Linked DNA regions of Homo sapiens: region 1 is linked to region 2. Evidence: chromatin loops called from intact Hi-C (ENCODE). Cell type or tissue: Panc1. All regions are shown on one strand. Links, peaks and the distances in the headings refer to the core of each region. The heading gives the core; the rest is flanking DNA.

Region 1 (6,171 bases), core at 1,384-3,883, 160 kb before region 2:
TTAAGGAGTACTCTGCATAGAAAAAGGAAGGCATGCTATGAAATGTTAGTAGAGTCACAAGTGATTTATTTTTCTTCTTTTCTCCAATATGCTCCAGTTTCTCTGTTAATGAGTATACATTACATTCTGATGGGGAAAAAAAAAAAAGAGCTCTGATTCAAAAGAGGCATTTTCAGCCGGGCATGCTGGCTCACACCTGTAATCCCAGCACTTTGGGAGGCCGAGGTGGGCAGATCACGTGAGGTCAGTTTGGGACCAGCCTGACCAACATGGCGAAACCCCATCTCTATCAAAAATACAAAAATTAGCTGGGTGTGGTGGCACGTGAGTGTAATCCCAGCTAATTGGGAGGCTGAGGCAGGAGAATCACTTGAACACAGGAGGCGGAGTTTGCAGTGAGCCAAGATTGCACCACTACACTCCAGCCTGGGTGACAGAGTGAGACTTCATCTCCAAAAAGAGGCATTTCCCAGCAGGGATGGCCCAGTTGCCAGTTGCTAGGCTGGCATAGTGGGTGAAAACCCCAGCCTCCCAGAGTCACTGAGGAAGGGAGAGAGACAGACAGGAGGACTCTAACTCTCTCCGCTTGGGCTTGGTGGAGGTGGAGGGTGGGAATTAATTGAGTACCTACTGTGTGCTACCTCCCAGGCACTGTACGCACAGCAGCCTTAACAGACAGCCATTTCTAGTCTTGCTGTACACATGAGGAAACTGAGGCTTAGAGCGATGTGTTCATGCTTGTCTCTTCAGGTCACATGGAATGATGGTGATCGATATAGACGTGATCTCAGAGTTCACTCCCTCATCATACAGTGGAGGAAACGAGGCCCAGGGAGGGGCGGAACATTTTTCCAAGTCATACAGCAAGAACTCAGAGGCCTCTTGGTTCCTGCTCTTGCCTTGAGGTGGTTCTGCGGGGCGCTCCAGAGCCCCCAAGAAATTCTTCTGAAATTCAGTTCTCCACAGGACACCTGGGCTCCTCCTCTGTCCTCCCAGCCCCTCACAGAGGAGTAGTTTCCCTTCTGGCCTGCCTAAGTCTGTCTTGTCTTCTGGACTTCAGTGGCCACCATGGACCTCCCAAGCTTTCTCTTGGGCTCTTCCAGTGCCGACCTCAGCTTGGCTGCCTCACACTCTGTCTGGTGGGCACTTACAGGAGCCATGTCCACAGACCACCTCGCCTGGGCTGTGGAGGCCCCGTTCTGAGACCACGTGCAGTCCAAAAAAGGAAGCTAAAAGGGGTCAGAGGAAAACATCCCCGTGTAGGGTGAGGGTGAATCTCAGTCTCCCTGTCAACTCTCTTTATCCTGACATCCAGAATTCCAGACCTTTGTGGGCACTGATCCCTGAGACTGGGCTCTTTAAGCTCTTTCACTGATCCCTGGGGTCCGAAACTTTCAGCTTGCACTTTGGTTTGGTAAACCACTGACTGTCCTACCAAACGCCCCCGCACCCCACAAACTCAACCTGTGCTCTTCATGTGCTATCTCCTGTTCGATCCCCACACTGACCTTCTGGGTTAGGGACTTGCATGTCCCCATTTTATAGATGAGGAGCCTGAGGCCCAGAGAGGTAAGTCACCTGCCCAGTATCACACAGCCTGAGATTGGCAGAGCCAGATCTCATGGAATGAGAGCCCTGTCTCACCTCCCTAGAGACAGAGCTTAATTGATAACTTTGAGTTGATACTGAAAGGTCACAGGAATTGCAGCAGATAAGGTGTTCTGAGGAACTGGCTCTCTAGCACCTGTGGTAATTAATTCAGTATCCCTTTTTGTGTCCCAGAGAAGCACAGTGGCTAAAGCGCACAGCACAAGCTTGGAGATCAGATGGACATGGCTTCAAATCTCGTCTCTGCTGTTTACAAAAAGTATGACCCCAGGAGAGGGATTTATACCCTCTGAGCTGTAGTTTCCTCATCCACAATGTGGGAGCAGGATTTTAGAGGATACCGAGAGATTAAATGAGATCTTTCTTATAGAGTCCTTAGCAAGGGGCTTGGCACCATGGATGGTAATATCATCATGATGATGCCAGGTATTTTCATTGCTATTCCTTATTATTCATCAGTATTTTTATTCATTGCTATTGCTGGTTGTATTCATCATTAATAAATAATAGCATTGTTTATTAATGTTATTACTAAGTTCTCTGCTATGTTCTGGGGCTCACAGATGAATTACACACTGTCTTTGCTCTCTGAGAGTCCCAGCCTGGAGGTGGGGAGAAGCCCCTTGGCTAGTGGGCTGATGATAATGGCTATGATGGCACAGCATTCTTTTCTCAGTAAGAGCAACTGACTGTCCGAGGGAGGTTATACAGAAAAGGTGACATTTGAGTGGGTTTAAAGGATGACTAGGAGGTTTGGGGGCTGAAAAGAAAGGGCAGGGTGTTCCAGATGTAGGGGGCAGTGTGTGTAAAGGAGCACAGAGGTGGGAACGAGTGTGACATGATTGTTTGGGGCAGGGCAAGCATGCCAGCATGGCTGGCGCTTGAGGCTTGCAGGCAGGGCTCACAGGGATGGTGCTGGACAGGCTGCCCAGGGCCCTAGACAGCCAGCTTCTGGGGAGTCTTGCCTGCTGGAAATAGGGATCCATGGTCATTTGCATGTCAGTATGTATGAGGACCTTTCCAGCACAGTGGAGAATGGGGTGGCAGAGGGATGGAGCAGTGGGGAGTATGGCACTACAGGTCTGTGAGAATTGATAGGAGCTGGAAAGCTTGAGGGGGAGGGACAGGTTTGAGAAAGATTAGGCAAGGAGATAGAAGTGACTCTGTTTGCATGTATGGGCACCCATGTGGGTGTATGCAAGTGTGTTGGAGATAGGCTAAGGTGGAAAGAAAGCATGAGATGATGATTTTGAACTTTCTTGATTAAGATGACAAATGGGTTTCACTAGAAGCATCTGTGGGACTTACAGACTGAACTCCCCGGTAGGCAATGGGAAATTGGCAGCATTGGCCTTGCCTCCTCCAGGGTGTCCTCCTTGCATCCCACGGGGTGTGTCAGGTCCTCCTCGGTGCCCACGGCCTGTGCCCTTGAGAGTTGCCTTCATTCCAGCCTGGATCCTGCTGGGTTTTAATACCTTGTGGACTTGTCAGCCTTTCCACAAAGACTATGAACTCCCCGAGACCAGGGGCTATATCTTCTTCATTATTCTATCCTCAAGGTGTGGCATCATACCTGGCACACACAAGTGCTTGAATCAATGTTGCTAAAGTAACAAGAAAATGCAAGTTTGAGTTTGGAAGTCAGAAGAGAAGTCGGGCTGGCCGTTTCGAACTGGCATTACTCTGGGTGAGCAAGGAGAAGGCTGTGGCCTCAGAGAATCAGCCCCCGAATTGCTAAGCCATAATACTTGATTTCCAAATTGTCCCCTTGCAGGTGAGATCACAGGGCAGGCCTGCCGAGAATGTGCTTCCTGGGAAGTTCAGCTTCTCAGCCACCGTGACCTTCTGTCTCAGAAGGGCTGATCTAGGGAGCAGGAATTAGTCTGTTCAATGTGCCCCCAGAAGTCCAAAACTAGAACAAGTGTCTGAAAAACATCAACTACAAGAAAGTCGCTGCTGACCCGAAAGAATCAAATACGTTCTGTTGATTAAAGTGAACAGAAAAACTAACAGCTCGGCTGCCTTGGAAGGAGTGAGCTCCTGATCTTGGGATGTGCCCAAGGGGCAGGCATGAAAATCTCCTGCAGCTCTGAGGCTCTAAGGCCTGTTTCGTGCATCTGGAAGGACCTTGATTATTGATAGCCTGTCTAGGTTGGCCCCACGTGCCTCCTCAAAGGATTCTGTGATGCCGGAGTATGAACGAGTGAGACCTCACACCTGCTCTTTCCTTTTAATCCTGACATCTGTTTCCCACAGGAAATGTCCAGAGCAAGTCAGAGTGGCCTTTTTCTCTTGGTTTTATTTTCTTCCCTGCTAAGTTGGTCCTCATCCCCTGGATTAGGGCACATTCCCAGTGCATGAGGTCCTAGAAGAGGTGACTTCCCAGGTCACCCAGCCACTGTCCCTCACAGCTCGGTGCAGTCGCTGAAATCAATTCCTGCTCTGTCCCGTACTCACCTCTTTCCAAGCCTGAGCTTATTCATTTGAAAAATGGCTGAATCTCATTGGCCTTGCAGCATTGATGTTTGTGTTCATTGAACAAGCATTCTCTGAGTATCCAGTATGTGCCAGGCACTGCGGTGAATAAAAGAGACAGAGGCTCCCTGTCTGGAGGAAACAGAAAGTAAACATGCAATTCAATGTCAGGGAGTAATAAGAATTTTAAAGAAAAACAAAGCAGGGTGAAGGGATAGTGATTGGTTCTGACTGGGATTGAGGAAGTGAATCAGGGATGGCTTCTTTGAGGAGGTGACTTTCTAAGCATGCAACTGTCCAGGGGAGAGTGTTTTAGGCAGAAGTAACAGCATGTGCAAAGGCCCTGTGATGGGCATGGCTGGCTATGCTGAAAAGCAAGGTCAGGTTGACTGGAGCTCCAGGAGACATACGAGGGTGGGAGGACATGGACCAGCCTGTGCAAGGCCTCCAGGGCCTTAGAGACCTCAGAGGTCTTGAGGAAGGAATCAGAAGGAATCAAAATTTAGAAAGTTTTGAGCAGAGAAGTGGCAGAATCTTTGCCTTCTTGATCTTTCTCATTCCTGCTCTTCACCCAGAGTCTCAGCTGTAAATCTCTAAACCTCTGCAGTCTAAAATGCTTCTAGGACAGCATTGCCCAATAGAAATTTAATGCAAGCCACAAAGGCACTTTTAAAGTTTCCAGTGACCATATTTTAAAAATAAAACAGGGGAAATTAATTTATCATACTATATATATATATATATATATTTTTTTTTTTTTTTTTTTTTTTTTTTTTGAAACAAAGTTTCGCTTTTGTTGCCCAGGCTGGAGTGCAATGGTATGATCTTGGCTCACTGCAACCTCCGCCTCCTGGATTCAAGCAATTCTCCTGCCTCAGCTTCCCAAATAGGTGAGATTACAGGCATGTGCCACCATGCTCGGCTAATTTTGTATTTTTAGCACAGACAGGGTTTCTCCATGTTGGTCAGGGTGGTCTCGAACTCCCAACTTCAGGTGACCTCAAGTGACCCGCCAGCCTCAGCCTCCCCAAGTGCTGGGATTACAGGCATGAGCCACCATGCCTGGCTTTTATACTATATTTTATTTAGCCTCATATATCCAAAGTATTATCATTTCCACATGCAATCAATATAAACAATATTCATGACATATTTCACCTTTTGTCATACTGTCTTCAAAATCTGATGTGTACTGTACACTTATAGCATATCTCAGTTTAGACCAGCCATGTTTCAGGAGCTCAAAGCCACATGTGGCCAGTGGATACTGCATTGAACAGAGAGCTCCTGCAGCCTGGGGTGGGGAAGACACCAGGTTCCTCTGCAGGAGCACCTGGTGAAGGGAGAGAGAGGGAGAAAGAACCCATTCCAGATCACCCTGGGAAGGTGGCGTTGGAATTGACCCTGCCTATTCTGGGGAACCTACCTGGCCTGGCTCAGCTCCCTCTTGGGAAGCAGAGAGGATATAAATTGAGCCCAGAAGTAGAGAGGATATAAATTGAGCCCGACAGACCCAGCATGGCTCTCATCTAATCAGTTCTAAGACTTGAATAAAGAGCCTTTTTAAAGGTCTACTGGAATCAGCGCCAACATTACTTTCTTAAAGGAAATGTTGAGAACGGCCGAACAGCGCTCATTCCCCATGCAGTTTTGAGTAGATACACTCCACCACCTCCCGCTCTGAAACTGATGGAGCCTGGCCCATGTTCAGAAGGCCCTTCTAGCTCATAAAGAGGGATTCAGCAAAGCAGTCCTTTTCCCAGACTGCACCTTCAGGCTAGCTGGTGGCTTAGAGGAACCTGAGAACACTCCCAGTTGACAACACACAGAACAAGTGTTTGATAAGCTGCTGTCAGCTGCCTAAGAGAGCTTAAGGGGTGGAGAAGCGCTGTGCTTTGCTAAAGCAGGGATACCAGCCCTCCTTTGCATCAAGCTAGAGGTAAGGGAGGAGACCACCCCTCATATTGTCTTATGACCAATTTCTGCCTCAAAGAAAAAGTAGGAGTTAAAGAAAAGACAGAAGTGAAATCAGTAGTCAGACAGCCCGGCGCTGCATTTCAGGCCTGGTAGTTAAAAATCAACCCCTGA
Region 2 (6,171 bases), core at 2,344-4,843:
TAATTTTTTGTGTTTTTTAGTAGAGACAAGGTTTCGCTATGTTGGCCAGGCTGGTCTCCAACTCCTGAGCTCAAAGAGTCTGCCTCGGCCTCCCAAAGTGCTGGAATTACAGGTGTGAGCCACCATGCCTGGCCAGCTTATATTTTTAAAAGATCACTCTACAATGCAGAAAGGATAATCTTTTTAACAAATGGAAATTGAGCAATGGGCAAAAAAAAAAAAAAGGAACTTCAATCTAAACCTTATACTTTACAAAAACTAATTCAAAGAGGACCACAGATGTAAATGTAAAAATGTTAAACTTTGAAGCTTATAGGGGAAAAAAATAAGATAAAGGCCCCAGGACTGAGGGCTAGGCAGAGTTTTTGGACATACACAAAAGTATTATCTGTAAAAGAAAAAATGTATAAATTGGACTTCATTAAAATTAAAAATGTTTGCTCTACAAAAGACCCTGGTTGAAAAGATAAGCTTCAGACTGGGAGAAAATATCTGCAAACCACCGATCAGACAAAGAACTTCTATCTGGAATATATAAAAGCCAGTCTGCCTGCTGTGGGAGAATGCATTGCAAGAGGCCAGATTGGAGGCAGGGAGACCATGCAGGGGAGGTTCCTACAGAAATCTATAAGAGAGCCACCGGTGGCTTGAGCTGGGCCAGAGAAGAAGAAATGGGAGGCACTCAAGTTATATCTACAAGTGGAGTCAAAAGGAATTTCTGACGAACAGGGTGTTATAGGAAGGTAAAGGAAGAATCAAGGATGCCTTATTATGTCTTTAAGGCTGGGTCCATGGAAAGCCCCTTGCTCCTATGTGGGAGACTGGGAAATCAGGAAGGGGAGGTGGGGACAGCAAAGACTGTCAGCGGTGGGGGAAAGGAGCAGTATTCAAGGGCCACCTTCTCCATTTGTCTCACAGCTGACTTCAGATGCTTTAATTCTATGTGGAGCAGGGCTGACTCCTGTGTTCGCTCTGTGTCCTTGAAAGCCTTTCCATCATGGTTTTCATGACTATCATGTCCAAATGCATTACTGTTACTACAACACTGGTGGCAAGGATCCACTTTTGGTGAATGGGCTCGATGGAAGTGACTGTTCACCCTACCTCACCCCTCTATGTCTGCCTCCCAATCCCACCCACTCCATCATCCTGCGCTGTCCCCAGCATCTCTCAAGACCAATGTTAGAGACAATATTGATCTTAGTGTTCCAGAAAGCAATTCCAAGAAATGCACACACAGACACCTGAGCAAAACAAAAAGACACGTAGCCAGCCACTCAGAAATGCTGTGGAGAGGCGTCTCGGGCTCTTTAGCATGGTCCAGTGGCCACAGGGGCAAAGCTTTGGTCATTTCTAACAGGAAAGCAGCAGGCAGTGAAGATTAAGCTGCGTGGCTGTTAGCAAACATTAAACGCGGGCACTTTGGGAAGCAGGGCTGGGAGAAAGGTTTAGGATAAGGGAACCACCCCCATCCCCCTCCACACCAACCCAGTGATGGCGACCCTCTGTATGCCTTGAGTTTCCTTTCAGGATACGATTCATCATCATGCCTCTGCATGCTCATTACCCCCGATCCTCACATGGCCTGAGCCCGGCCCTGTGCCAAGCTGTTCACACACATTAACTTATCACATCCATTTTATGGATGAGAGAACTGAGGCTCAGAGCAGCTAAACAACTTGGCCTGGGTCATATGGCTGATAAAGAGAAGAGCCCAAGAGTCATATCTAGGCTGAGTGACACAAAAGCACTTCACTGTTAAGTCAATGACCACCCTGGCAGACCAGGTCTTGCTCCCTGAAGGGCCCTCCCGCCTTCCCTGCTCAGAGTCCTCCACTGCCTGGGAGCAGAACCTGAGCTGACTCCTGGTACCTGGGTTCTGGGGACAGTGCCCGCCACATAACTGCTGATTCCTGAGAGTTTGCAACTGCCGGATTTTCCCACCTTTGGACTGCACCTACTATTTGAGATTCTAGGGTGTTAAGTAACTCATCCAAGAAATTGACTGGATAGGGATTCAAACTCAGGTCCCTTTGGCTGTAAAACTTGGGTGTTCTTCCAACAACCTATATTATTACACCTGGAGTAGGTGTAGTGTGTGCTTTGCACTGTTTCCCCAAGACAGGGATGGGTTTGCACTGGGCTTTTCTACTTCTTGCTCTTGCTTGTGGGCTAGGGAACACTGTGGCTACAATGGGGTGGGCATTGGTGGTTCAAGATGTTCAGAAGTATGGAGTATATATCCTCAGCCCACTTGTGGTCTGCCACCCAGGGGAGGCAGCATAGCCTGGCAGTTAAGACCATAGCTTCCAGGCCAGGTGTGGTGGCTGACCCCTGTAATCCCAGCACTTTGGGAAGCCAAGGCAGGAGGATCACTTGAGGTCAGGAGTTCAAGACCAGCCTGGGCAACATAGCAAAACCCCGTCTCTACCAAAAATACAAAAATTAGGCAGGCATGGTGGCGGGCACCTGTGTTCCCAGCTACTCAGAAGGCTGAGGAAGGAGAATTGCTTGAGCCTGGGAGGTGGAAGTTGGAGTGAGCTAAGATCATGCCACTGCACTCAAGCCTGGGCAACACAGTGAGACTCTGTCTCAAAAAAAAAAAAAAAAAAAAAGGCTTCTGTAGCCAGACCTGGGTCTAAATGCTACTTCTGTCACCCACTAGGTATGGGACAATGTCCAATTCACTCACTCTCTAGATTTCAATTTCATCATCCATAAAACTATGATAGCAAGAGTCCCTGCCACATAGGGTTGTGCGAAGATTAAATGAGTTGGAATAGTCAGGCATTTGAGTGGTGCTTGGCATGCGGTAAACATCCAGTGAACCTTAGTTGCTGCTGCTGTTGTTTTGCTGTTGTTATTATTATCCCACTAAAACCCCTTTGCGGGATAATCCATCATCCCTCCCCCTCACTTCAGGATATAGAACTTTCTGCATATATTATTTCTCCCACACTTTCCCCACAACCCCCAGCCCAAGGATCCCGGAGAGAAACTAAGTTTCTTAGGTTTGTCTGCCAGGAAAGCTGAAACTTCTGAGAGCACTAGGTTATTCATTCTGAACACGGGACAAAAGCCCTAGCTGGCTTTGTATCTAACTGAACTGATTAAGCTGCACGTTAGCTAGGGATAAAGCTTCTTACAGAATAACTAGACTTTTGCTGAGCCGGGATGATAAATTCATTCTTAATGCATTGATAATAAAACAGAGATTTTTTTTTTCTTGTGTTGAGTTCCCAGGGGCTTGAGCGGTTGAGATAAATCTGTGTTGAACACCGCCATCTGGAGGGCAGCTGAAGAACTGCACCCCAGGCAGAGTTAATCTTTTTTTTAAGGAACAACAGAACTTAACAGAATTCTAAGAGGTTCAAAGCAGACACCCTGGGAAGCCAAATGTGTTTACAAAATGACTGCCAATAGTTACTTATTACCCTGGAATGGCATCCTTCTGATTGCATGGCCGTCCTGCATGGCTTATTCTTCTATTAAAAGTGGTCTGGGCCCCTATGACATATTTGACTCAATGAAACAGATTTTTTGAGCACCTACTATGTGCCAAGCACCACACTAGCACTGTAAGGGATACAGACATGAGTAAGGCCCTGCACTTAAGATGCCAGGAGGGGGATGAGCAAAATAAGGACAAGATGACTTAAACATAGCATAAGTTAGAATACCCTAGGCGCCCTGCCCCTATTGCTACCCAGTAGGGGCCAGCTTGGTGAGATTCAGAGGAAGGGAAGAAGAGAGAGACTAATACTTCATGAGTATCCACTATGCAGTCTAGACATTATCTCACTTAACGTGCATCAATACCCTGTGCGTTTAGTTACTCTTTCCCATCTTATCTTGGAGAGGACGTCGAGGCTCAGAGAGGTTGAGTCACTTGCCCAATGCTACCCAGTAGAGAAGTGAAGAAGTCAGAATTCTGGTCTGATTCTAAAACTCCTTCTATGATATCAGGCCGCCTGTTGAGGGAGGAGAATAAATTTATGGGGAGATAAGCTCTTGAATTATCTCAGTGGTGACAAGTGTTTATCCCCAGGAGGTGAATTTGATTTTCAGAAACAGTCTTTCTGGGCCAAATCATCCAATGGATAATGGGATTTGAGGGTTTTTTTAAAGGTATGAATCCAAGGCACAAAATTGTTTTTTTGCCTATCTGCTGATAAACTAGCTAAAAGGTGTTTCTCAAAGCCTGGTAAGCAAGCAAGGGCAGGGGATGAGGTGTGGCTGGTACAGGCACGACTTTGACAAGGACTGTGTTCTTTTGGATGTATTGGTTCCAGTGTGTTCAGCATCCATATTTTTCTTTTTTACACTCATGCTTCTAGTTTTGAAGCAAGAGCTTTTTTTATAAGTATTCACAGAGGATCTCCAAACTCTTTTCAATTCCCCCTGAGATCTCAGACAGGAGCAACTCACCTCCATTTTAGAAAAGAGGAGATGGGCTTGAGATGAGTGCATCCCCTCACAAGGTAGCTCAGTGAATCAGCAGTGATACCAAGGGGACATTGAGGACACACAGCCTCCTCCTATTTCCCAGCGGAAGGCCCACGAGTAAGGTCATTGATAGTGCTATCCTGAGAAGGGCCACATTGACACACAGCCCATCGTGGAAATAAGGAAATGAGAGTCAGCAGGGCTGAGCTGAGTCAGTGCAGGGCAATGGGAAGTCAAGAGGTAATCACTGAAGGCTTCCTGCAAGAGGTGTCATCAAGGTCCACTTTGAGGAAGGAGAGAAGCACTTGGTGCCACCCCATTGTCTTGTTACGATAATAACCGCACACCTGCTACCTGGGAGGACTTTTAATAACATCACAAAGGACATTATGCATCAGGTAATCTTTTTTCCAGCTTATAATTAACCTGGACATTCATTTTCTAGTCAAAGATAGGAAGCCAGGAAGCATCCCTTCAGTTACCGCACAGCAGGCTGAATTCAGGTGTCCAAATGGCAATTTGTCAAACCTCTCTGTGCACTAGAACCAGGTTCCCACATGACTTTTGCTTGAGCTCAGTCTGCAGCCCAGTTGTTCAAACAGATGTGTCATGGTGGGTTGGTGGGCTGGGAGGGAGGTGGGGACTTTCCTTGGCAGCCTCATTTCCAGGGCTTGTATCACATCAATCATATTAAGCCCCAAAAGAAGTCCCTGCAACTTCACACCAGAATCCCAAGATACTCCTGGCTGCCTTCATCATGACCCATCATGAGGAACCAATTAAATTATTCTGTGATGAAGGCTGGTGATAATAGTTTTGGAAGCCATTATGGCTTATACACATGCTCTTTTTCCCCATTCATTCATTCATTTAACGATTCAGGCAGATAGGATGCAGGCAAAAGCCCAGAGGGGCAGAAGTGCCATTCATTCTGAGAAGCTCAGGGAATTCAGGAATTACAGGATAGAAAATGAATAGGTGGTGAAGATGGTGACCCTAAGGGGATCAGCGGGCGCCAGCTTACATGGGCTGTGGATGCCATGCCCAAGAGGCAGACATTGGCTTGGTGCCAGCTTACATGGGCTGTGGATGCCATGCCCAAGAGGCAGACATCGGCTTGGTGGTAATGGGAAGCCATCGCAGGGCTCGGAAGGGGAGACACAGGGTCACACGGTGCTCAGGATGGAGGGAGCGAGGCTGGAGATGGGAGGTCACCCAGCGAAAGATGTAAGGGCCACACTAAGCCAGTGGCAATGGCCATTGTTATTATTATTATTTATAAAAATGGCATTCCTGTGCTAACGAATAAAGTAGAGAGTATCCGAAAACTCAAATTCTATCACGAAGCCCGAAGCCCAGCTAGGTGCTCTGCCTAAAGTCACAGAGCGAGGGTGTGAAAAAGCCACGGTAGAGCTCAGGCCTCCGAGTCCAGACCAGGAACTCACTCAGCACCACACTGGACCCCCCGGCCTTTGTGTGTTTGCTTGCCCCTGCTTCCCTCCTTTGGCCTCGATTCACAGAGGGCCAGGTGTGGGTGACAGCGAGGAGTTCCAGGCCCAAGGCCAGCAGCCCTGTAGCAGTTGTCTATCTGAATTTCAAATGTAACTCTGCATCCTGTATTTTATCTGGCAACCTTACCATCTAGTCTGTTCGGACTCCTGAAACAGAATACCACAGACTGGTGGCTTATAAACAACCAATCATTCTAGAGGCTGGAAACCAAGA

Evidence for each region. Hi-C counts contacts between places; a loop is a spot of excess contacts. Peaks named below come from ENCODE experiments on the same cell type or tissue, not always from the same donor. Only the 100,000 strongest peaks of a DNase experiment are listed, where the experiment ranks them.
Region 1: a loop joins it to region 2, with 2.2 times the contacts of the local background. A loop is called at or near these places in 7 of 110 quality-filtered maps.

Annotation. Positions count from the first base shown.
Region 1 is chr17:33,931,402-33,937,572 of GRCh38, reverse strand. It overlaps LOC107985038 (a long non-coding RNA gene), which reads left to right. Exons shown (of 2, transcript XR_001752840.2): 2 at 751-2,131. LOC124903983 (a long non-coding RNA gene) reads left to right here and starts at 4,927. Exons shown (of 2, transcript XR_007065719.1): 1 at 4,927-4,973. It also overlaps a transcript of ASIC2 not described here. RefSeq lists an enhancer at 6,069-6,171. In Panc1, for the core only: no CTCF peak of the experiment used is centred there; no DNase peak of the experiment used is centred there.
Region 2 is chr17:33,776,412-33,782,582 of GRCh38, reverse strand. It overlaps a transcript of ASIC2 not described here. Among named protein-coding and RNA genes, the nearest start is that of ASIC2-AS1, 220 kb to the right of the region's middle. In Panc1, for the core only: CTCF peaks have their summits at 3,085 and 3,290 (motif pointing left); a DNase peak (open chromatin) is centred at 3,252; H3K27me3 peaks cover 626 bases.